Regions from separate parts of the Homo sapiens genome. Here region 2 is linked to region 1. Evidence: chromatin loops called from intact Hi-C (ENCODE). Cell type or tissue: dorsolateral prefrontal cortex. All regions are shown on one strand. Links, peaks and the distances in the headings refer to the core of each region. The heading gives the core; the rest is flanking DNA. Region 1 overlaps LOC105372633 (a long non-coding RNA gene). Region 2 holds the start of SLC35H1 (solute carrier family 35 member H1).

The links. A loop is a pair of places that touch in the nucleus more often than their neighbours do. Peaks named below come from ENCODE experiments on the same cell type or tissue, not always from the same donor. Only the 100,000 strongest peaks of a DNase experiment are listed, where the experiment ranks them.
Region 2: it touches region 1 in a loop (3-fold over the local background); 2 of 110 quality-filtered maps call a loop at or near these places.

What each region holds. Positions count from the first base shown.
Region 1 is chr20:46,429,683-46,445,931 of GRCh38, forward strand. It overlaps LOC105372633 (a long non-coding RNA gene), which reads left to right. Exons shown (of 4, transcript NR_146919.1): 3 at 3,954-4,202; 4 at 14,001-15,289. Among named protein-coding and RNA genes, the nearest start is that of ELMO2, 31 kb to the left of the region's middle. RefSeq lists an enhancer at 8,567-8,626. In dorsolateral prefrontal cortex, for the core only: CTCF peaks have their summits at 8,659 and 8,860; a DNase peak (open chromatin) is centred at 8,669; H3K27ac peaks cover 588 bases.
Region 2 is chr20:46,359,563-46,369,093 of GRCh38, forward strand. SLC35H1 (solute carrier family 35 member H1) reads right to left here and starts at 4,863. Exons shown (of 10, transcript NM_015945.12): 1 at 4,809-4,863. It overlaps ELMO2 (engulfment and cell motility 2), which reads right to left. Exons shown (of 22, transcript NM_133171.5): 21 at 9,329-9,406; 22 at 6,488-7,998. The coding sequence ends at 7,798. It overlaps LOC124904917 (a long non-coding RNA gene), which reads left to right and starts at 4,977. Exons shown (of 3, transcript XR_007067614.1): 1 at 4,977-5,158. RefSeq lists a silencer at 4,584-5,003 and an enhancer at 9,028-9,257. In dorsolateral prefrontal cortex, for the core only: CTCF peaks have their summits at 4,877 and 5,087; DNase peaks (open chromatin) are centred at 4,449, 4,909, 5,799 and 6,129; H3K4me3 peaks cover 3,171 bases; H3K27ac peaks cover 4,508 bases.

The sequences.
Region 1 (16,249 bases), core at 4,059-12,058:
AAGTTGATTCCAACTTTTATGGATAACTTTGAGAGACTCAAGGCTTCGGTGGAGGAAGTAACTGCAGATGTGATAGAAATAGCAAGACAACTAGAATTAGAAGTGGAGCCTGAAGGTGTGCCTGAACTGCTGCAATCTCATGAGAAGACTTTAATGAGTGTGGAGTTACTTTTTATGAATGCTCAAAGAGAGCAATTTATTGAGATGGCAACTACTTCTGGGGAAGAGTCTATCAACATCGTTAAAATGACGACAAAGGATTTAGAATATTACATAAATTTAGTTGATAAAGCAACTGCAGGGTTTGAGAGGATTGACTCCAATTTTGAACGTTCTACTGTGGGATAAATGCTATCAAACAGCATCACATGCTACAAAGAAAGCTTTCATGAAAGGAAGAGTTGATTGATGCAGCCAACTTCATTGTTGTTTTATTTTAAGAAATTGCCACAGTCACCCCGAACTTCAGCAAACTACCACTCACATCAGTCAGTAGCCATCAACACTGAGGTAAGACCCTCCCACCAGCAAAAAGATTACGACTCACTGAAAGCTCAGATGATCATCAATATTTTTTAGCAATAAAGTATTTTAAAATTAAGGTATGTACATTTATAGACATAATGCTATTGCCCACTTAATTGATGACAGTATAGAGGAAACATAACTTTTATATGCACTGGGAAACCAAAAAATTCATATGACTCACTTAATTGCAATATTAGCTTTATTGTAGTGGTCTGATACTGAAGTTGCATTATCTCTGAGATATGCCTGTATATCTTCCTTTGAATGCTTCTTCGGTCATAGTTCACAGATTTTTTATTTTTTGTGCCCTCATTGTTATTCATTAGAAATAATTTATAATTTCTACTTTAATTTTTCTTTTGAACCCAATAGATAGTTAAAAGAGTAGGTTTTGAATATTCATGTCTATAGGGGTTTTGTTGGTAATGAGGTTTTTGTTTGTTTGGCTATTCTTTGGCGATTTCTAGTTTTATTGCATTGTGGTCTGTGAACACATTTCTGCCATTTAGAATATAGTGGAATTTCCTCTGAGAATTCTGCGGGGATGGTTGTTGAATACATCTGTGCTGCCTTCATCCTTCAATTTAAAACCAGCTACTGAACCTTTTGTGAGCCAAGCAGCTTCTGGGGTTTAGAGATCTAGTGCATCTCTGGGGTCCAGAAGAAGGGAGTTGGCAGAGCAAGTTTCTGCTTCTGAGCCCCACGACAGCCCGGGGACTGGAGGTGCAGAGCCCAGGAGTAATGGTCAGAAGAAAAGTGAAATCGGGAACACTTGACCTACGGAAATCCAAGGACCTCCCAAGGGAGAGGCTGCAGCTGCCCCCGTGAGCACTCTATGGTCTCATTGTTCCAGCTCATACAAAGCTGTGGGGGAGAACAAAAGTGCTAAATCCTCTCCTCAACTGGGAAAATGCCAGTCTTTGCAGCTGAAGAGACTAGCGGGCAGAGGGAGACCTTTTGGGACCAACCACTTGCCAGCGGACCCAGCAAGTCAAAGACTGTTGCAACATCCATTACTCGAGAGACTGGCCTTGCTCTAGATCCCCAGCAGCTGAACATGGGCCCCAGTGGGTCAGCAAAGGAAAATACCAACCCATCCTGGGGGACCCAGAAGTGAGAAAGTGAAAGAACCAGCATATTGCAGAGAACAACAGCTACAAACCTTCTGGGGGAGAGAGAGGACAGCCTGAACCAAAAACAATGATAACAACAACACGTAAGGAACCACAAATACAGTGTGCATAAACGCACGCATACACACACGCATGCACACACGCGCACACACATGCATGCACACATACACACATGCATGCACACGCACACACGCATGCACACACACACATGCACACACACACACATGCACACACACACATGTTCTGGATCTAAAGAATCTCATTTTCAGACTAAAAATTTCAAGAGATGAATCAAAGGATTGCAGAGTCACTGTTGAAACCTGACCTAGAATGCCAAATGGAGTAATGAAACAAAACACAAATCAAAAATGCAAAGAGAGGAAAATTATGAGGTGAAATAAACAGTTTGAGGAAATGATGCAGGCAATCAAATACTTGCATATTTGGATTATTCTATGTTGGAATTATTATTATTAGGATAATAGAAATTTGTAAAATAAAGCAGATGGAAGACAGGCAATAATTAAACAAATAATAGAGGAAATTGTCCTTGAAAATTTTCCAATAAAGACTTGATCTGAGATTTGAAGGACCCACTGAATTCCAAACAGAACTTACACAAAATAATACTCATCTTTAGCCATGTCCTGAAAACAATGACTGAAATCTCAAGTGTTAATATAAAAGCTTACTCATTTCTAGAGAGGGAAAATAAGTAACTTACAAAGAAACAATGAGATGTCATTTGACTTCTCATCTGCATCCGTGGAAGCAAACTATGCTGTAAGTATATCTACAGATTTCTGAGAGAAGAGGAATCCTAAAAGAAAGACTAATAGTAATGTCAGACTGTAAGTCCTGAAGGATCTCAGCCTAGTATTTAGGGAAGGGGTGGAAGAAGATGGAAGGTAAAAGTGTTTCAATATCTTTGCGGGCTGAGGATATAGAAAAATACTACAAATAGGTCTCTTTAATGTGGGGAAATAGATGCTTTTCTCACATAATGGAGGATTATATAATTGCAATTGTGTATTTTATTCTGAATGTGAAAAAAATACAGATAACCACTCATGGCATGGAAAAGTATAGCGCTTCTCTAAGAAACCTATAAGAATCTATAAGAAAATCTAAAAGAAAAAAATCTACAAGAAAAAAAAAATCTAATAAATGGCCATGTTACCAAGCCATCAAAAACAAGAAAAAGAGAGAAAGGACAAAGTAAAATAAATAGTGAACCTGAGTTAAAATGGAAGAAATGAAATAAATTATATCCAGGTTTACACAAACCTCAAATGAGCCGAATTCTCCCATTAAAACTCAAAGTTCATTAAATAGGATTGAAGAACAAAAACCAGCCATATGCTGTTGTTAGAAATACTATATCAGTCAGAATTGGTGTAACAGAAACCCAACTTACAGTGGTTTAAATATGTAAGAAATTTAATTTTCCTTGCAGCAGAGAGCTGCCGATATAGGCAGCTGCTCAGAAAACCTCTACCCTTTTCCAGCTTCCCTCACCCTCAGCACCTCTGCTGGGCTTGGTAGCTTACCTGATGGTGTGACCCCAACCTTCATTCCTAAGCGATCTGAGCCCTTCTTGGTCACCATGCCTCTCATGTATGAGGCCATGATGGATGTACGTGTCCATTTACCATCAAAACTGGGCACCTGATCCATATACCAAGCTCAGGCTCCTTCCTCCTCTGTTGGCTGGTCATAAAGGACCCTTCTCTCCACCCCATGCAGCCATCAGTATGAGCTGAGAGCAAGACAACAGGTGGATGAGATGGGGGTCTGGTTACCTGCTCACGCAGCTCGCTTATGCCATCTGGTCCTCCTTCTGCTCAATCCTCCATGTCCCACTTCTATTCTGGCATGCTGCTGGGCCCACCTGATCTTATGACTTGGTTGATCTGACAAATATCTGACTCATTGTGGATAGTTTTGGCTGCACAATCGTTTGCTTTCCCGTGATCGGGTGTTCCCTCCCTCCGGGGCCAAGTAGCCCTCAGGAGCTTGTGATGGTTAATTTTAGGTGTCAACCGGACTGGGTTAAGGAATAGCTAGAGAACTTGTAAAGCATCACTTCTGGGTGTGTCCGTGAGGGTGTTTCCAGAGGACAGTGGCCTGGGACTTTGTGGACTGAGAGGAGGAGATCTGCCCTCATTATGGGCAGGCACCATCCAATCAGCTGGCACCCGCATAGAACAAAAAAGGCAGAAACAAAACAAAACAAAACAATTTTCTCTCTCTCTCTCTCTCTCCCTCCCTCTCTTCTTCTCTCTCCTGGAGCTGGAACACACTTTTTTCTCCTGCCTTTGGACATCGGAACTCCAGGCTCTCCAGGCTTTCCAGACTCTGGACTTAACAGCAGTCTCTGGACTTACAACAGCAGCCCCCTGGATCCTCAAGCCTTTGGCCTCAGACTAATAATTATATCAGCAACTTCCTGGTTCTGAGGCTTTTGGGCAGCCATGCTACTAGCAACCCAGCAGTTCCAGCAGAAGGCCTGTTGTGGGACTTCTCAGCCTCCATGAGCATGTGAGCCAATTCCCTTAATACATCTATCTCTTTCTAAATTGATTTATTGATCTAGAAAGATTGATCCTATTGATTCTGTCTCTCTGGATAACTCTAATACAGAGCTATATATCAAAGAGTGTGTAATTCTCTGATGCAGATGACATGACTTGCTCCAGAACCCTGGGGATCTGAGTTGTGATTTTCCCAGTGAGACTTGCCATATACTTTATTCAATGTCTTTTCTGACCACCAATATCTCTAATACCATAGGGCCTGCTAGGTCATGTGGCCAAAGCTTCAAGGATACCTGCTTTGCAGGCTGGACCTGCTGCAGAGCTCTTTTCTACTCTTGGTGCCTCTCAAAGGCAGCAGCTTTTCCTTTTACCAGATATTTGGATCAGAGCAGTATTCTCATGTTTGGAATGTGCTGCCTCTAGAACCCAAAGAAGTCTATAGGCATGGCACTTTCTTCTTGGTGGTGATGGGAGATGAAAGATAGAAAAGTTTTGCCCTTACTTTTGAGGGAACGTTCTAGCATGCTTCAGAACATGGAACTCAATTTTTTAACCTATTTGGAAGTCCTTGCACTTTTGAAGAGTTTAGTCTTGTACCCTCTGAAGTGCTTGTGTCTTACCAAGTCCTACATGTTCTAGCCACTTCACCCGGTCCAATTAGCATATGTCATCAATAGAGGGGACCAGTGTGATATTCTGTGGATGTCCAGCCAGTTCAGGCCTCTTCATATTATGTCATGACAGCACCAAACAGTTGAGATAACCCCTGGGAAAGACTGTGTATGTGTACTGTTGTCCACTCCACCAAATGTGAACTGCTTCTGATACTGTTTTTTTGATAGGGATGGAAAAGAACACATTAGCTGCATTGATGGCTGCATGCCAGGTGCCCAAGGCTGTGCTCATCTGCTCTAGCAGAGGTACCACACATGGCACAGAAGCTGCATTGAGGCCACTGTTTGGCAGAGTTTGCAGTAGTCCACTGTTATCCTCCAGAATATGTCTGGGTTTTGCAGGGGCAAGACTGGTGAATTACACAAGCTATGAGTGGACTGCCACCTCAGCATCATTTAGGTTTTTAAGGATGGCTCTGGTCTCTAATATTCCTCTTTGGATGGATGTGACATTTTAAAAAGTGTACTCATTTGGTTGGGTTGGGGTGTTGGGGGCTATTTCAGAGGCTTCCACTGGTCTTCTTTACTCTGATAGCTCCTACCCCATGGGCCAAGGGACCAGCATGGGAGCTGTGCCAATTGCCAACATGTCTATTCCAATTGGGGACTGGGGAGATGGCCATGGGGTTGGCCCATGGGTCTAGTGAACCCGCTGTAACCCAGACTTCGGCCAGGATCCCATTTATTTCCTGCCCTTCATATGCCCTCGATTTAATAGGGAGGCTACGATGATGCTTTGGGTTCCTGGGTAAATGTCAATCTGGACCCTGTGCCAATAGTTCTCGATGTTTGAGTGTTCCTCTTTCTCCAGCGTGTGGCCATCTGTCATGGCATCACAGGGTCCTCCTAGGAAGCCAGCCTCTCCTTCAATTCATGTGCTTTAAACACTAAAACTGGTTCTGGTCTGGAAACTAAGTGAAGGAGTGTGACTTTTTTTTGAGGAGTGATCACCCTCAACTACCTGACCAGGAATGTTAAATTGTAGAAAATGTGTATCTTAGTGGTCAGACATTTCTATGTATAATATGCACAAGAAAAAGACTCTCTAGGCATACAGCAGACTGTCAGCCATACCTACCTCTCTGTGGCAATATTATGGGCCATTTAACTTTATCCTTTTTTGTTTGTTTGTTTTTTAAGACAGAGTTTCACTCTGTTGCCCAGGCTGGAGTGCAGTGGCACGATCTCAACTCACTGCAACCTCTGCCTCCTTGGTTCAAGTGATTCTCCTGCCTCAGCCTCCCAAGTAGCTGGGACTACAGATGCACACCACCATGCTTGGCTAATTTTTGTATTTTTAGTAGAGGCGGGATTTCACCATGTTGCCCAGGCTGGTCTCAAACTCCTGACCTCAGGGTATCTACCTGCCTCGGCCTCCCAAAGTGCTGGGATTACAGACATGAGCCACCACGCCCTGCCTAACTTTATTCTTTATACTGAAGGAGTTAAAAATATGCCACTCTGGCATAGTGACTATTTTGAGTTAAAGGCACTTGAAAAACAGCAGGTACAAGAAGATTGCCTTGATCTTCCTTCTGTTACTTAAAAGCAGGACATAAAATTCCCATGTGAAAGATGCCCTCCCTTTAACAGAAAGAAAGTAACATTCTTATCAAGGACAGGAAGGTGAGGTCGTGGGAAACCTTTACACACAGACCCGGTTCAACTAATTCCTATCTTCCTAGTCACTTCTCCACCTGATCAATGACCCTAGCCCCAGTACCTTTGCCTCGTCCCACTTTCATGACTTATGATACTTTGTCCATTTCAGTTTATAAGCATTCATCTCTAACAGCGTCTTTGGGCCTTTGTTTCCTTATGAAGGCTCCTGTGCAGGTAAAACTTGCATTAAATAACTGTGTGTGCTTTTCTCCTGTTGATCTGTCTCATGTCAATTTCATTTTCAGGCCCAGTTAGAAAAGAACTCTAAAAGGGTAAGGTAAAATTTTTCCTCTCCTACAATACTTTAATGTATTTTTCACATTTTTATATTATAGCAAATATATTCTGTCATGCCAGAGATTACATATGTAATATGTGTTTTCCATCCTCTGGAGAGATGTTCCAGAAAATTGTCTTGGCCTAACTGGATGTGGTTGTCAACTCCCTGCTCTCTGAAGGATGGATATGAATATTTGACATCTCTTAAGAAGTCTTCCTAGGAAAGAATCCTTTTGAATTACAGAAAGTGGCTCCCTCCCCCAGAGAGGCCCCACTGCCTGGGGAAAGAGACTTTAATCAGCCCCTTTGTTAAAAAGTCAAACAAACGCTTGCCATAAAACCCAGTGATTCTACTCCTAGGTACTCACTCAAGAGAAATAATTTTAAAAAATTAATCAGATGTGGTGATCTACACCCGTAGTTCCAGCTACTTGGGAGGCTGAGGTAGGAGGATCATTTGAGCCCTGGAGGTTGAGGCTGCAGTGAGCTGTGACCCCATCACTGCGTTCCTGCCTGGGCAACAGAGTGAGATCCTGTCTCTAAAAAACCAATAATAAAAAAAGAGAAGTGAGCACATATGTCCATACAAAAACTTATACATTCATAGTCATAGCAGCTTTATTCACGACAGCCCCAAGCTGGACACAACCCAAATATCCACCAAGTGAATGAAAGAATAAATTGGGCTATGATTCCACTTATATAACACCCTCTAGAAAATGCTCACTAATCTAGAGTGACACAAAACAGATCAGTGGTTCCTTGGGGATTGGGGGATGGGAGGGAGGGAGTATGAAGGAGCAAGAGGAAACTCTGGGGTTGATGAGAGCAGAGCACTGGAACTTAAGTTCTCCCTGGGGTGGGGGTGAGGTGCGTGGGATGTTTTAAACAATGACAGGACCTGCAGTTAGAACTGCTGAGGTTGGACAGTGTCATGCGTACCCCACGTTCCAGGAAAGACTTATGTGTCCCTAACTCCAAGTGTGTGACAATGATGGTATCTTCTCTTGATTCATCTTCCCTCATTTCAGTGTTGCTCAACGCTTATTTTTAAACTTATAGCTCCTCCAAGGAACCATTTTACATTTTTTTTTAATTGTCCACCTCCCCATGAAAATATAATACTGGCCAGGTGTGGTGGCTCACGCCTGTAATCCCAGCACTTTGGGAGGCCGAGGTGGGTGGATCATGAGGTCAGGAGATCGAGACCATCCTGGCTAACACGGTGAAACCCTGTCTCTACTAAAAATACAAAAAATTAGCTGGGCGTGGTGGCGGGTGCCTGTAGTTGCAGCTACTTGGGAGGCTGAGGCAGGAGAATGGCATGAACCTGGGAGGCGGAGCTTGCAGTGAGCTAAGATGGCGCTGCTGCACTCCAGCCTGGGTGACAGAGCGAGACTCTGTCTCAAAAAAAAAAAAAAAAAAAAAAAATATATATATATATATAAAATACTGCAGATATACTGTGTGTCTGTTTACGTACTGTGGTCTCCTGGAGGGCCACAAATAGACGTAACAGCTAAGATGTTGGGGGCATCCTAAGAACCAATGTTCATTCCTGTGGGGGCTCTCTTGACCTGTTGAGAAATCATGACTTATTCCCATCAGAAAAAAATCCAAGTAGGCAGGGAAAAAGCAGTATTGTAATGAAAATGTAAAGCTATCTGATTTGACTCTTTGATGGAAGCGTAGTGACACACATAACTGCAAAAAAGTGTTTCGCCAGAGCTATGCATTGATGTAGGTTCATGAAAATGGGAGCCCGAAATGAGGCAAAGGGGTTGGCAGGCAGAGAGCTTTCAACCCAGGCAGAGAAGTGGCAGAGTCTTTTCTGTGCAACTAGAGCTCTCTGCTGGGCATTTCAGGAACATCCTCCAATAAATTGAATGCAGCCCATTCATTTAGCAGCTGTTTGCCCAGCATCCATCACAGGCCGTGCACTGAGAGCTAGGCTTGGGTTTGTGGCCCAGCAAAGTTTAATAACTGGGTCAGAACCACACAGTGGTGAGAAGTCACAATGGCATTCAGAGTCACTTTTCTCTGACTCCAAAGCCCACAGTCCCCTCCTCTGGAGTTCCCAAGCCAGGTTCTTACTGGCTTTAGAGGGGAGTCCCCTCCCTGGCCTCTGAGACAGAAAGGAAGATGAGGGGCAGGTAGGAGTAGGGTAGAAGTTTGGGATATTTAGGGCATTATCACCTGATGATTTCCCTTTTCTCCTAGAAGTTGGAGCAGAAGAGGAGTGAGAATGACTTGGGTTAAGTCTTGCGGTGCTGGCTTTTTGCAAAGGGCTGTTCCACAAAGACTGAGAAAAAAACTGAGGCTCTGTAGAAACAGAGGCAGAAGTGGCAGAAGAAAATCTTGATGCTTCCCCAGTAAATTCCCATCAATTGTAGAGGTTAAAGAAAATGTGGTACATATACACCATGGATTATGTAGCCATAAAAAGGAACAAGATCCTGTCCTTTGCAGGGACATGGATGGAGCTGGAGGCCATTATCCTTAGCAAACTAACGCAGGAACAGAAAACCAAATACTGCATGTTCTCACTTATAAGTGGAAGCTAAGTGATGAGAACACATGGACGCATGGAGGGGAAAAACACACACTGGGGTGGGGGTCAAAGGGCAGAGGTGGGAAGAAGGAGAGCATCAGGAAGAATAGCTAATGGATGATGGGCTTAATACCTGGGTGATGGGATGCTCTATGCAGCAAACCACCACGGCACATATTTACCTATGTAACAAACCTGCACATCCTGCACCTGTACCCCTGAACTTAAAATAAAAGTTGGAAATAAAAGAAAGAGATACTCAGGTAAGACTAAACCACACATGAGGAATTGGAACCAGGGTCCTGTGAGTCTAACTCGCATGGCTCAGGAGGGTTGGTTCCCCTAGGGAGCTGCTCCTTCCTCTTGGTGCAGTGTAGACAGGGTGTTAGGAAAGAGCCCCAGGCTCACTGAGGATGGCCAGGAGTAAACCTGCCATGGCTCTAGAGGTCCCCAAGGCAGGCAACGGATGAGAGCAAGACAGTTTCTCACTCCAAGCGCAGCAAGCAGCATGTGCATCTGCAGAGCTGCGCTGGTTTCCCTGCCCTCAGGTCCCACAGGCGACGCCATGGGCTCGGATGGATGCTACCCACTCCATGGGCTGCCGTGAAGCTGTGGAACTCAAGGCCAAAGGTTCAGCATACTTTGAGAAAGCAGCAAACACTGTGGCAAGCAGCAAATAAGCCAGTCTCTCCCCTAGGGAGCAAGCAGTGACACAGGAAACACACGGAGGTCTCCTCACTCAGTGTACAGGGGCCTGCGTGACTAGCTGCTAGTTGTTTATTACCTGTGAGCAACCGGAGACATTATGAAGACAGCCTGAGGTCTCATCCAGGGGCAAGGGAAGAACTAGCCCTATAGAACAGATTTAAAGGGACAGTGGAAAATAAAAATAAAGCTGCTTTATAATTTTATACCATGAGTACCATGAGTCATGTTTGGTCAGGACATGGCTGGGACAGCCTTGCTGGGAAGCAGTGGGTGATGTGGTTCCTCGCCATGGATGAGCACCCTAGTGGGCTAAGGTGCACTAAGTCAGTGCCTAGGGTCCACGCGAGTAGTATCCATGGAACCCCATGCAACACCAGTGCCAAGGACCAGTTTCTCCCAGGAGCAGGAGGCAAGATAATTATTGAGACAATCTCTACCAAGATGGGATGGAGAAACAGCATTCTCTCCCCACCACTGCCTCAGCAGTGCATCTGTGCACCCCTCCGTCCCCCAAGTTCAGCATTCATCCTAAAGAGGAGGAGGTGAAAGGAGAAAAAACAATTCTGACTGTGTCTGAGTTCTCCATCTGAAAAGACTCAGAAGTCTCTGAATTTGATTTAGTTTATCAGTATGGGACTAGATTAGGCCTTCTTCATAAAGCAGAATGAGGATGCAGAGTCAGACATGCAGCTGCTTGCATAACTAGCTACTAGTTGTTTATTACCTAAGAGCAATCATAGAGGTTATGGGGACTGCCTGCCTGAGGTCCCATCCAGGTGCAGGGCGAGGGCTAGCCCTATTGTACAGATTTAAAGGAATAATGGAAAATACCACACCAATTGCACTCCTAGACATGTATCCCAGAGAAATGAAAATTTATGTTCACTCCAAAAGATGGACATGAGTGTCCATAGCAGCTTTATTTGTAACAGCCAAAACTGAAACAATCTAGATGTCCTTCACTGGGCAAATGGTTGGTTAAACGAAGTGGTGCACACGCACTGGGGAATACCACTCAGTGATAAAAAGGAAAGTCATGTTGTGGAAAGTCATTTTGGGGGGCCATGATTTTGAAAATCTGTATTCACTACAAACATAAGGTAGATGCCTCAGTGCTGTAGGTGATTTATTTCTTTTCTTTTCCTCTTCCCTTCTCCATCCCAGTAGTAACAGCTAACCCACATTGTGCGTGGATCATTGCCAAGATCCCTTTTTAATATATTAAATTTCATTTTTAGATAATTGTAGATTCACATGCATTTGTATGAAATGATACAGGGAGATCCTGTGTACCCTTAACCCAGTATGCTCCAGTGGTAACATCTTGCAAAACAATATCACAGCCAAGATATTGACAATGATACAGTCAGGATACAGAACATGTCAATCAGCACCAGCATCCCTCATGGTGCCCTGTTGTAGCCACCCTCCCTTCCTTCCAATCACACCCCCTCTTTAGCTCCTGCAACAACTTATCTGTTCTCCATTTGTAAAATTTTGTCATTTCAAGAATGCTATATAAACAGAATGATACTGAGATGGGAACAGCACTGGGTGGTCGCAGGAGGATGGAAAAACTCAAAAAAGAACTAGCCAAAGGCAGGGTGCGGTGGCTTATGCCTGTAATCCCAGCACTTTGGGGGCAGAGGCGGACAGATCACTTGAGGTCAGGGGTTCGAGACCAGCCTGGCCAACATGATGAAACCCCTGCCCCTACTAAAAATACAAAAATTAGCCGGGCGTGGTGGTGGGTACCTGTAGTCTCAGCTACTCAGGAGGCTGAGGCAGGAGAATCGCTTGAACCTGTGAGGCGGCAGTTGCAGTGAGCTGAGATCATGCCACTGCACTCCAGCCTGGGCAACAGAGTGAGATTCTGTTTAAAAAAAAAAAAGGAAGGAAAGAGAAGAAAGAAAGAAAGAAAGAAAGAGAGAGAGAGAAAGAAAGAAAGAAAGAAAGAAAGAAAGAAAGAAAGAAAGAAAGAAAGAAAGAAAGAGAGGGAGAAAGAAAGAAAGAAAGGAAGGAAAGAAGGAAGGAAGGAAGGAATCAGTCAAAGAAACAAGAACTAGGCAAAGAAACCATGGCATAACAGAAAACCCAAAATAAGGGAAAGAAAATGGCTAAAACTCTGGTCAGGGTGACAATGTCCATGACTCTTCCAGGCAAAACCAAGTAAGGCAGAAAGAGGGTAATAACTGGAGTGGGGGGGTGTATCCCTGAAATCCCCTCCTTTTCCAGGATATTCCACCCCTTAATTAAAGAAACACTCATAAAATTAGACACCCAAACTCCATTACTTGTGACTTATTCTCTCAAGCAGGCTCACACTTCTCTCTTAAGTGTGTACTTTCAATTTGCAATAAAAGCTTCTTGCCTTTGGCCTTATTCTGACTCATCCCTGAGCTCTTTCTTGTGATGGTGCCAATAATCTGGACACCAGCTGGAGCTGGGGCCTTACTGGCATCTGGAGACCCTCCTGAGCCCTTGAGCACCAATACAGTATGTAACTTTTTTGACTCAGCACAATTCTCTGGCGATTCATCCAGGCTGTTGCATGTATCAGTAGCTCATTCCTTTTGATCACTGAGTGGCATTCTATGGTATCCACGCACCACAGTTTGTTTAACCCAGTGAAGGGCATCTAGATTGTTTTCAGTTTTGGGTTATTACAAATAAAGCTGTTAGGTACATCCATGTCTATTTTTTAGAGTGAACACAAATTTTCATTTCTCTGGGATAAATGCCCAAGATTGAAATTGCTGGTTCTTATGGTTGTAGTTGCGTAGTTTTTAAAGAAATTGTCAAACTGTTTTCCAGAGTGGCGGTACCATTTTACATTTTCATTAGCAATGTACGATGGTCTCGTTTCTCCACATCCTCACCAGCATTTGGTGTTGTCACTATTTTTTATTTTAGTCATTCTGATGGGGATGCAGTTATAGCTCATTGTGTTTTTAATTTGCACTTCTCTAATGGATGTTAAACATCTTTTCATGTGCTTACTTACTATCTATATATCTTTTTTGATAAAATGTCTTTTGCCCATTTTCTAATTTGATTTTTTTTTTCTGTTAAGGTTTGAGAATTCCTTATATCAGAGGATATATAATAATATTTGCAAACCATTTATACAACAAAGTACTGGTACATTTTAGGTACTAGTTCTTTGTTATATGAATGGTTTGCAAATATTTTCTCCCAGTGTGTAGCTTGTCTTTTCATCCTTGTAGCAAGGTCTTCTGAAGCACAAAAATTTTAATTTGATGAAGTTCAATGTTTCCTTTTATGGATTGTGCTTTTGTTGTCAATTCTTTGCCTCACTATCTAGATCCCAAATATTTTCTCTTATTTTTTTTGAAAGTTTTATCTCTTATAATTTAAATCTGAGATTGATTTCAAGTTAATTTTAATGTAAGGTGTGAGACCTAGGGTGAAGTTCTGTTCTTTCTCTCTTTCTTTTCTTTCTTCTTCTTCCTTCTTTTTTCTTTTTTTGCTCATAGATGTCTTACTGTTCCAGCACCACCTTTTTTGTTGAAAAGACTATCCTTTGTCCACTGAATTGCTTTTGCACTTTTGTAAAATGTCAGTTGGACATATTTGTGTGGGTCTATTTCTGGATTCTTTGTTATATTCCATTGATCTATGTGTCTATCCATCCTCCAATACCACATAGTCTTGATTACTGGAAACCGATTCCTCCCATTTTATTATTCTTTTTCAAAATTATGTTAGCTATTCCAGTGCCTTTGCCTTTCCATACAAACTTTCAGATGATGTTGCCTGTATCTACAAAAAATCCTGCTGAGATTTTGATAGTGTTACTAGGGCAGCCCCAGAGATACAGCCGAAAAAGCTCATTATTTTCTTAAACAGTAGATAACTGAAAAAACTCATTTTTTTTCTTAAATTTTTTCTATTTCTTTATCTATAGGTAAGCTTGCTTAAAAGAACTCCAGATGGCCCGGGAGCTGCAGGACCCTTTGCCAATTATCAGAGGAAGATAAGGCCTGTGTGAAACCGGGACAAACCTGAACCAGCGACCCCGTGTTACCTTTAGATCATTAACATATCATCATAATGCTAAAACCTCACCCATAGAAGATAATTGCTGCCATTTTCTGAATATACATTATATGAAGAAGCATGTTCATGATCTGCACCTGCACATCTGGAGTTCCTCCCCATACATGTTTACGTACCTCCCTGCCCCACATCTAACTCCTTAAAATCCCCCAGCTTCTCATATCTCAGGGAGAAGGAGTCTTTAGAGAAAGAGCTCCCTCCTCCATTCCTGGCCAGGAATAAAACCTGCTTGCCTTTTTTCCCAATTAGGTGTTACAGTAGAACTCAGTTACCCTGTAACAATAAGAATTGCATTAAATCCTTATATCAACTTGGGAAGAATTGACAGCTTTACCATATTAAGTCTTCTAATCCATAAATAAGTATGTTCATCCATTTTTTTAGATTTTTGAAATTTCTTTCATCAGCATTTTGTAGTTCTTTGCCTCACTATCTAGATCCCAAATATTTTCTGTTTTTTTTTTCTGAAAGTTTTATCTCTTACAATTTAAACCTGAGTAGTTCTCAGCATGCAAGCCCCATACATGTTTTGTTGGATTTAAATTTAAGTACTTTGGTTTTTGATAAATTGTAAGTGCTACTGTATTTTAAGTTTCAGTGCCCATGTGTTCCTTGCTGGTATAAAGAAATACAACATATTCCTGCAGTCTAGCTGAAGTCACTTATCAGCTCTAGGAGTTTCTGTTTTTTGTTTTATTTTTGGTAGATCTTTGAGATTTCCTACTTTGATAAGCATGTTATCCACGAATAGGGACAGTTTTATTACTACCTTTCTGATCTGTATGCCTTTTATTTCCTTTTCTTACCTTATTGCATTGGGTAGAACTTCTAACACTGTTTAACAATAATGGTAAGAGCAGTCATCCTTGCCCTTTTCCTCTTCTCAGGGGTACAACCATTCAGTCTTTCACTGTTAAGTATGATGCTGGCTGTGGAGTTGTTATAGATGCTCTTTAACAAGTTAGGACAAATTCCCTCTATTTCTCTTTTTCTGAGCATTTTTAAAACCATGAATGGGTATTTTGTGAAATGCTTTTTCTGTATTGATTGGTAAGATCAATTTTCTTTTGTATCCAGTTAGTATGTTGGATTATGTTGACTGATTTGTGAATAGTAAAACTGCCCTGCATTCCTGCAGTAAGCTTCGCTGTGTTACAAGATCTTTGGGGTGTTGCTTTTCTGGCCAGAAACCTCTGTGGCCAGTGGTGCCTTTGCCCAAGTTTTGTTTGGGCTCACTGGGCTCATTCCGCCCACTCGGCCTGGCAGGCTGTGCTCAGCTCATGCTACCAGCCTGGACCCCATGTCTGCCAAAGGCAAGTCAGGCATGGAGTGGCAAGGGGTGTGTGAGTGAGCGTGGGGTCTGGCCACTGTGCAGTCAGACATGTCAGCTGCTGCAGTGGGGTGGGCAGCTCCAGGTGCTGGCACAGGCACTAGTCCTCTGTGAGGCTGTGGCTGAGCCAGGCACACTGCACGCAGCTTCCACAGCTGGTACTGGGGAACAAAGTGGTGCCTGGAGGCTTGGAGATGCCAGGAACCACAGGGCTCCCAAGAAAGAGTCATAGCCCTGGCTTGGGGAGCTCCCAGGTCTGGGCTTCCCGAAGGGCCATAGCTATTCTTTCTTTCTCTTCACCCTCAATGTAGTGAGCAAGGGGCATGTTTCAACCCTGTTTGTGTTACAGCTCTTTTAGCCCTACCATTCAATGGGTCCCAAGTTCTTGTCCTATAACCAGGAAGAATGAGGTACCCAGACAAGTGGAGGGTGAGCAAGATGAAAAGGAGCTTTACTGAGCGACAGAACAGTTTGGAGGAAACCCGCAGTGGGTAGCTCCTTTCCACAGCCAGGGTGTCCTGATGAGTGTTCAGCTCCTAGCAAAGAGGAGGCCCTGGAGTGGGAAGCTCCTCTTTGCATGCAGGTGGTCACATTGTCTCTGCAGCTCTCAGCAGAGAGGAGGCCCTGGAGTGGGTAGCTCCTCTCTGCTGTTGGTCATCCTAATGTCTGCTCAGCTCTGGTTGAGCGCAGGGGTATTATGGGCTTCAGAGGGGGGAAAGTGTATGCCAACTGGTCCATGGGCAGGCCCAGAAAAGGCACCACAAGCT
Region 2 (9,531 bases), core at 1,532-9,531, 73 kb before region 1:
TAAGACCAGGCTGTAACCACTACTCCCTGGAAGCAGAGCCTGCCTTACGGTATTGCCAAATGAAACCACTCCCAGCCTCCCTGTCAATCCAGCCAACCCTGATGAGTGCCCGGAGCATGCCGGGTAGACCTGTCTGTGCCTGGAGGAGCCTCAGGTCCAGTGTTATGTGATGATACCTGCTGCTTCATCTGGGTGCCCCCCTCAACCACAGATCCTCCTTTGAGACATTCCCATCCTATTGAAACGCCACCTTCTTCTCGAAGCCTTCCTAGGCTTCACGATCAGACACATTCTCCATCTCCCACCCCAACATTTCTGAAGGGAGCAGTTACATTCCATTCTGCACTCTGGAACTCTTGTTACTATTTCCCCTCCCCGGGGCAAACAGGGAGCTGGCTGTGTCCAAATGAATCTCTGGGGCTACAGTTGTCTTCAGAGGAGCTTTGGAAACCTGTGGCGGTATTTTGGGGATATGCTCCTGGCGTTCAGTAAGCAGGGATAAAGAAGGGGCAGTCCACATAGCCAATTACTGCTCTGCATCCCGCACGACTTTGACATCCATATAGGTGAAAGATTAGCTTATAATTATCTGAACCTAGAATGTAACTCTGTTTACATGTAAACACAGTGCAGTGTTTCCATGGTTCTGCTGTGAACTAACACTTCCAAGAATAAGACGCCTATGTACAATGAAGGGAGACTGAAAATGGTCAAAATTGGTCTCAAAATGGCACCAAAAGTGTCCATTCTGGAAAAACCACATCATCTACAGCAATGGCACTAGTGGTTTTCGAGGTGCGACACAACACGGCTGTGTCAGTCTGTGTCTGTGGCCATCACACTCCTAGAGGGTCCACACAGAAGGGACAGCTTCACTGCAACTTCCAGCACTATTGTGCCCAGAAACTTACATATTGAAACATATTTTGTTTTACTATCAATTACTTTCCTTTTATGTTATAGGGCATGGTTATTTATATTTTATTTTATTTTTTTTTTGAGACGAAGTTTCGCTCCTGTTGCCCAGGCTGGAGTGCAATGGTATAATCTCGGCTCACCACAAGCTCCGCCTCCCAGGTTCAAGCGATTCTCCTGCCTCAGGCTCCCTAGTAGCTGGGACTGATTACAGGCATGCACCACCACACCCGGCTAATTTTTTATATTTTTAGTAGAGATGGGGTTTCTCCATGTTGGTCAGGCTGGTCTTGAACTCCCAACCTCAGGTGATCCGCCCGCCTTGCCTCCCAAAGTGCTGGGATTACAGGCGTGAGCCACCGCGCCCGGCTGCATTTGTTGATTTTTAAAAAATTATGTGTAGGCAGTTTTTATTAATCATATGTTTCATTTTAGGGTAATAAAAGGGACTGTTACAAAATATTTGTAATAAAAAAGAGGTGTCAGATCCAATGAGTTGAGACTCCTACCTGACCTAATGCATTCTCATTCCTTCAAATGCCTTCTGTAAGCTGATGTCTTCCCAATATATGCCCCGGCTCTGATTCATGTGAACTCCAGAAGAATATCCAATGCCTACCTAACCTCTTCTTCCCTTAGATATCTAATATCAGGCATCTCACTCACATCTAGAGTGTCTGAAACTGACTCGTGTTTTCCACACCCCCATTTCATCCAAGCCTGCTCCTCTTCCTACTTCCCATCCCAGCAAATGGCTCCACTACTCTCCTAGTTGCTCAGGCCAAAAGCCTTAGGCTCATCTGATTCCTCTCTTCCCCTTAGCCCACATTCAATCAATAAATACCGTCAGCTCTATCTTCAGAAATATCCCAAATATGAGCACATGTCCTGAACTCCACCACTACCATCTCAGCCACCATCCTCTCCCCAAATGACTGCAGGAGTCTCCTACACGGTTCTCTCTACTTCTCCTGCAACCACCACCATCAGGCTCCTCCAACAAAGAGGGCGCATGGGCCTCAAACATACGTCTACAGATCTCAAAACCCACACTGTTTCCTCTACGCCAGGGTTTCTCAACCTGGGCGTTACTGCTGTTTGGGGACAGATAATTCTTTGTGAGAAGACCCATCCTCTACATGGCAGGATGTTTAGCAACATCCCTGGCCCATACCCACCAGACACCTGTCACATCCTTCCCCCCATCCCAAGTTGTGATACCCAAGAAATGTCTCTAGACACTGCCATATGTCACCTGAGGATCAAACCTGCTCCCTGTTGAGAACCACTGCTGACCCTGTCCTGTGACAGGCACTCACAGGACATGCTGGCACTAACAGAGCTTTCTTCTGAGCACTCTTCCCTCATGGCTCCTCCTGTGGCTTCCAAGCCAGGGAAGTCTGTTCACTCTTCTGTTAACCAACTTCTTGCAGCTCCTGCTTTTGCTGCATTTCCTGCTGCAGCACTGCAACACCGCAACACCCTCCCTCCACTGTTCAAATGCTGACCTTCCTTCACAGACCTGGCCCAGTTCCCCTGCCTCCAATAAGTCCCTATGGCTACCCCGCCTACAAGAAGCACTGTCTCAAATTTAACTTATTTTCTTATTGGGATTCAGAAGGTCACCTATGCCCAAACACAAAGCCAAATCTCAGCTAGAAGGGTCCCTGGAGATCATCTAGGCACTTAATGAGCATTTATCAAGCACTCCTGTAGGCCCACCACTGGAGACACAGACGTGAAACTGAAAAGGTCCCCACCCTTATTTTATAAGGGAAACAAGATTTAAAGGAGTAAACAACTCTTTTTGAAATCTCATTTGCTCAGGAAGGAAAGTCCATATTCTGCCCCACTTTCCACAGAGAGCAGCTTAGCTGGGGGCAGCAGTCACATCAAGGTAAGGCTGGCTGGTGCATCACTGGCACACCTGCTTCCCTCCATCTTCCTAACTGTAACTTGGGCAGCATGGTTTAGTGCTTAAGAGTGTGGGCTTTGGAGTTAGACACTGAGAATCAAATCCTGGTGTCCCTACTCACTACTGTGTGACCCTAAGTTACTTGACCTCTGGACTCAGTTTCTCCAACTGTAAAGTGGCATCAGGTACAGCATTAAATGCTGGCTCATGGTAGAGGCTTACTCCCCTCCTGGTCCCCTTAACAGTGAAACTTCCCCAGAGGACCCCGCACTGCCAGTCCAACTCCTTCACCCCCTGCTCTCACTTCAGCCCATCTCCACTGCTCCAATGAGTCACCACACCCTCCTCCCTGCTGCCCCTTCGAAGGCTTAGTCTCTATTCTTTTTGTTGTTGTTGTTGTTTTGAGATGGAGTTTCAAGGCTGGAGTGCAATGGCGTGATCTCGGCTCACCGCAAACTCCGCCTCACGGGTTCAAGTGATTCTCCCGCCTCAGGCTCCCGAGGAGCTGGGAATACAGGCATGTGCCACCATGCCCGGCTAATTTTGTATTTTTAGTGGAGACAGGGTTTCTCCATGTTGGTCAGGCTGGTCTCGAACTCCCGGCCTCAGGTGATCTGCCCGCCTTGGCCTCCCAAAGTTCTGGGATTACAGGCGTGAGCCACCGTGCCGGGCCGGCTTAGTCTCTATTCTTACCTTACACAATGGATCACTTCCTCCTCCTAGAAAAAACCTTCTCTTGGGTGCCACGATACCACATTCTCCTGGTTTTTCTTCTGCTTTTCTGGACTCCTTATTGGTCTTTTTTGCTGGCACCTTCTTGTCAACTCAATCTATAAAAATTGGGTGCCTAAAGCTTGGAACCTGGCTTCTCTTCTCTCTTAAATCTTACCCTACATAATCTCATCCTACCCAATCCACTTGCCAATGATTTCTAAATTCTTTACATCAGCCCTGACCTTTTCTGTATCAGACTCATATATCTAACTGCCTATTTGGTAGCTGCACTCCAAATATCTAAAACTTAAGATGCCCTAAGAAGATTTCGTAATTATTTCTCACGCTCCCAATCTATCCCAAAGTCATTTAGTAAATGCCAGCATAATACACTTGGTTACTTAAGCCAAAACCAAAAATCTATGATGAAGTCATCTTTGACCACTTATTTCTGTCATTTCTCAAATCCTGCCCTGTCAGTTCCACTTTCAATACACTTCTTGACCCCTCTACTTCTCTTCCTCTCCATTCCCACTACCACAGTCTAAGCCACAATTATCTTTCACCTGCTGACTGCCACTGGTCTAACTGGTCTCCCTGTTTCCTCTTTCGCCCCTAAGGCCTGGAATCTATAAAGCAGCCAGAGAGATGGCACACGAAACAGATCATGCCCTAAGGCTAAGCCCAGCTCCTCAGCCTGGTCCACAAGGAAGGCCTCTGTAACCTCATTCTTCTGCCACTGGTCCCAGCACCCGCCACAGCGGCCCCCTGCCACGTGTCAAACACATCAAACCTGTGTTTTTCTTTACTTGCTGCTCTTCCTGCCTTCAGCTCCCTTCCGCAGACCTCCGCTTGGCTGAATACTTTCTCCAATGCCCCACCCCTCCCAATCCTCGTGGCACTCCCACCTCTGACGTTTCCTTGTTTGCTCACGTGTTTACTGCCCGCCCCAATCCCACCGCGGGAAGCAGCCCCTCAGAGGGCAGGGCCGTGTCCGATTCCGGCCCGGGTCCCGCACCCAGGACGTCGCAGGTGCTCAGGAAATACCAGATGAGCCGGCGTCCGGCAGGTGCCTTGCAGGAGGGCGCTTGGAGACCCCTGCCCCCTCCACAGACGGCGAAACTGAGGCCCGGGGAGGGGCAGGGGCGTGGCGTGCCCCATGTCAACCCGCGCAGATCCCGGGTGGGGAGCCCGCTTCCCTTCTCCAGCCCCGGCCCCCCAGCCTCTGGGAGTGCGCCGGGAGGCCGGCCGCACACCCACTCACCTCGGCCCTGGGAGCTCCAGGCCGGAATCTCCCCACCGGAAGTGCGAGGCCGGATGCCGCCGCCGAACCGCGGCACGGGCGGTAACTTCCGCCGGAAGCTACCCAGGGGCTGGGCGGAGCCGGGGCGAAAAGGCGGGGCGGGGCAGCACGGGGGCGGGGCGTCTGTTGTGGTCGGGTTCTGAGGTGGTCTGGTCTTTCTGAGGTACAGCGTAGTTTTGTCCTCCGCGAAGTCCCTCAGGCTCAGAGCACAGCCGTGTAATTGTCTGCGTCTCTCCCGCGCTCAATCAGGGGCTTGCTTTGGAACCCCGGTGCCTGCTAGTGTTCTGCATACAGTGAGCATCCAAAAAATGGTAACTTGTTTACTTTTACTGAACAAATTGTTTTTCTTATGTCCAGTCTAATGCTGGGCAACCATGGAATGAACCACGAAGATAAGTATCTCATGGGCTTTTTCTTCTGGGAGCTCAGGCCAGCTGGGGCCATTACAACTTAAAACTTGGGCGATCCAGAAGTAATACGAAACATTTGTGAAATATTTTCTGTATGAAACTTTCTAAGAATTATCTCAACTTCAATAGGTTGAGTAGGGAGAGAGCATCCCAGATAGAGGAAATGGGAGAATCCTAAAGGAGGGTGAGAAAGCTCCAGCCGTGCCTGGGGCTCACAGGTTGTTTGTAACTGTGGTGGTTAAAGTAGCCAAGAGGCAGGTTGCAGTGGCCCCAAAATGCCAGCCTAGGGAGTTCAGATTTTCTTCATCTTGCGGGATGGATTAAAAGGGCAGCATTTGCAGTCAAGAACATTAGGCCAGGGCAAGCTAGGGTTGCACATTCAGACCCAGTTTTGTGCCTTTCGCCCTCCTCTAGCCTCCTCCTGGGCTCTCTGGCAGTAAGACCAGCTGCAAACATGGATCCTTACAAGTGACTCAGCTGGGATCCCTGGCCCCTCTGAACAGAAGGCTCAAGGCCAGAGTGTAAGCAGTGTTTTATGCAAACTGCGGCTGTCACCGCCGCCAGCTGGCATCATGCAGGCATTAGTTCATTCAGTGCTTACCAAGCACCTACAATGGTACCCATCACTGCCCAAGGTCTTGGCTTTATTCAGTCCTCAGGCTTGTATTGCATGCACTTTCTATGCCTTTTGAAAGAGCCTGTCCTCACACCCTTCTCTCTCAGAGGCAAGAGATCTATTTTCATCACCACCCTCATTTAAGTCTCCCAGCTACCAAGGCCAAGGTTTGGAGCAACAGCCTAAAACACCAGCTGGAAGGCTGGGCACTATGCACAGGCAACACACAGGGTAAAGAGCGTGTCTTCTTTGTAAGGCACAAGTACTCGAGCTGTTCCCTGGCTGTGTCCCTGGCAGGGAGAAGAGGGAGGATGTGTTCATGGGGGTGTACAGTATGCCTTACCTTGCTGTACCCAGCAGGGTTGAGCAGAAAACGCTTCGTCCCAGTGCAGCAATCTGTGAACACTCTTAACCAGCAGGTGTGTGTCTGTGTGTGTGTATGTGTGGGAGGAGCGAATGATGAGGAGGAAGGGACTCTTGGAAGGTGACTAAGGGCTCCAGCTGGAGCTCTCCAGAGTCTCCCAGATACATGGAGATCAAGTCTTGTCAAGGTGAAATCTTCACCATTGGGCAGGGGGCAAGTACAGACAAACAGCTGTTAACAGGAACCACAGTTTGTACATGAAAGAGTATTTATTGAAAACATGGTTACTGACAGGAAGCTCCTGGCTGCTCTCTGGTTACAATCTTGGCTCACAACTGGAAGTGTTACATACTTTTTACTTCCCCTCAATTTTATTTTTCCCCAAGGTTCCATCCTAAGATAGGTAGATCTTATATAAATATATATACACGTCTGTATAAGTATGGCCTATAGTAATGAAAATATATAGTACACTCTTCATTGGGTAGTACCTACCATGCCAGGCCACCAATACTGAATGCCAATGTGCTAACGTATGTCCAGGGAGAGAGGCTGTGTGTGTGGTTTACAAGTGCTGCAGCACCAGGGAAGCCCCACTGGCACAGGTGTGGCCTCAGCCGGCCTCAGCCAGCTCCCTGAAATCATGGCCAATGGCAGAAACCATAGCACTAGGAAGGGAAGGCCAACTTCCTGGGGTCTGGAAGGCCAAAGGAAAGCAAACTGGAGGGGGCTGCAATTCAGGTTAGGGGAGATTTCTCTCTGAGGAAGGAAAAGGTATTAATGTGGGGGAAGAGCAGTAGAATCTAGTGACCTCACCACAGTCTAGGCCCAGGCCTCAGCTGGGTTTTCCCTGCAGCGTTCCTGGAGACTTAAGAGGGCAGGACTTGGCCAGGAGGTCTTTGACTTGCTGGGATGAGACTGAGCGCTTGCAGGGAGAAATTTCCGTCTGCTCTGATATCTGTATGGGCCAGAGAGATCTGGTGGCTCTAAAGACCAGAGATGTTAGAGCCAACCTCAGAAGCAGCAACGTCTTGGCACCATATGAAGCTGGAGTGAGCCCTCATCAAAAAAGACAAAAGCAAAAGCCTCAGGCTTGTACTCAGATCTAAGATACAGGTAGTCACTTCAAGGCTCTCAACACGCCCAACACACCTGTCCTCTGCAGGCAGCCTTTCCTGGGCCAGCTGTTGCTCACGTGGGGATCCAGCTGATCAGAGAGCAGGCTCAGGAGGAAAAGGTGAGTGGCTGTTGTTAAATCCATTTCAAGAAGCAGTTTCTTGGACTGGAAGGCAAGGGCATCTGCTGTTTGTTCCTCGTGGCCCAATCCCAGGCTTCATGGTGATGGAGTGGGCAGAGCACCCTGCCTTCATGACTCTTAGTAGACAGGGACCAAGAGGAAACTCTGGGTGGTCCGAGGTGGGTTTGAGAAATGGCTGGCATTTACTGGCCACCAAAATCACTACAGATTCTGTACAAGCAAAAGACAAGGCACCAGAATGTAAGTGTTTCTCCTGGGCCCAAAATCCCTTCTCCTGGGTACCGTCGTTTCTGGCTCCAGGCTCAGCCATAGTGATAGACAAAGTCATAGCTGCTGGGCTCCTTGGGGATGGGGGGTGGGGCTTCGGGAATCTGGATGTTCTCCAGGTCCAGGAGCCGCAGCTTCATCTCCATGCTCAGCAGGGTGTCCAGGTCACTCTTGGTCAGCTCACTGGACATGTCCTTCCCCAGAAGGGCACTGAGGCCATCAATCCAGATGCAGTACTGTGGGGAGCAAGTTGCAAAATGTCACATCGTGACCCCTGGTCAGCAGGAGATCCTGCCAAGGTCTCTTTTCTGATGGGGCTCACAACAGTTCCTTTTGGAACTAATCAGTATAGGCAAAACTGATTTGGAATGATAGCAAAGATAAATTAGGAGGTGATCCTTCACTTTCTCAAGAGATCTGGTTTTTATAAGGGGTTTTATATTACAACTCCTTACAATAATATGAAGGAGAACCTAAAAATGCAATAAACGAATACAGCAAAATGAGATCTGAGTACTGGGGCATCATCTACCTGAAGTTACCCAAAATCAGAAGCGAGAGAAGGGAAATATGTATTAGGTGAAAAGAAGCAAGACACAAACAGAAGTCACTGTGGGATCTCAATTTTGTGCCCCGCCCCCCCGAAAACAAAATTAAAAATAATCCAGTCAATACATATTAAAGAGTAAATACTAAAGAAATGGAACTGGTGGGTCTCATGCTAAGAGGGGGTGACCAGGAAGCCTTCTGATCCCACCGCTCCCTGACTCTTCCTGCTTCCTCTGCTGCCATTTTCCTTTTTCCACACCGTTGCTCACCTGGTTCCCCACTTGCTTGTTCTTCATTTCCTCTCAACCAAATTCCACTAGCGGCAGCTCAGGCCCTGCCCAAGTGTCTCCTCTGCCAGAAGTCCCACCTCTAGTTCCCAGTGATGGCTCTCAGAGCTCACCAGGCACATAGGGTCTCAAATGCAATCACTCATTTAATATCTAGTATCTTCCAGTGCTGCAGATGGAACTACAGGGCCCTTGTCAGAAGGACCAGTTCCATCTGGCTTCAAAGTCCACACTGGATCCATTACAACATGTGACCAGGAGCCCCTAGGAGGAAGGATCTGTCAAGTTCTCTTGGGTAGCTGACCACAGAGAAACTGAAAAGGGGAGAATTTTCCCAGTCCCAGGTAAATGACTCATTCCTAGTTGACCTTATCTTTGTAATGACAACCTATGGCTGCTGCTGAAGAGTAATGTGGAGAGCCCAGCTCACAGATAAACAATCCAGAGTGTGACAGATCCTTGGCAGCCACCCAATGCGCCTGGAGGAACCTCAGGTCCAGCATTATGTAATGATACCTGCTGCTTCATCTGGGTGCCCCCCCAACCACAGCTCCTCCTTTGAGACATTCCCATCCTATTGAAATGCCACCTTCTTCTCAAAGCCTTCCTAGGCTTCAATATACACTGCAGCCACCCACCACAGGGGACTTTCCTGTTTTGCTCATTCCTGCCACCAACTGAAGAGTTACAGAAATAGCTCTGTTGTCTAAGGCAGCGCCACACTGCTCACCTCATATTTATTAGGTGCGATGAAGTTTAAGGTCTCATCAGGGTCATACAGGATGGAGAAGGCCAATTCCAACACCTCCTGAAGGAGAAAGGGTTTAAATTAGAGCGATGGAACAGCCTGGGGTCTGCACATCAAGATCTTGGCCAAAGTCCTAGTGACTCGGCATCATCACCAAACATGCTGATTCAGATGAATGTCATCAA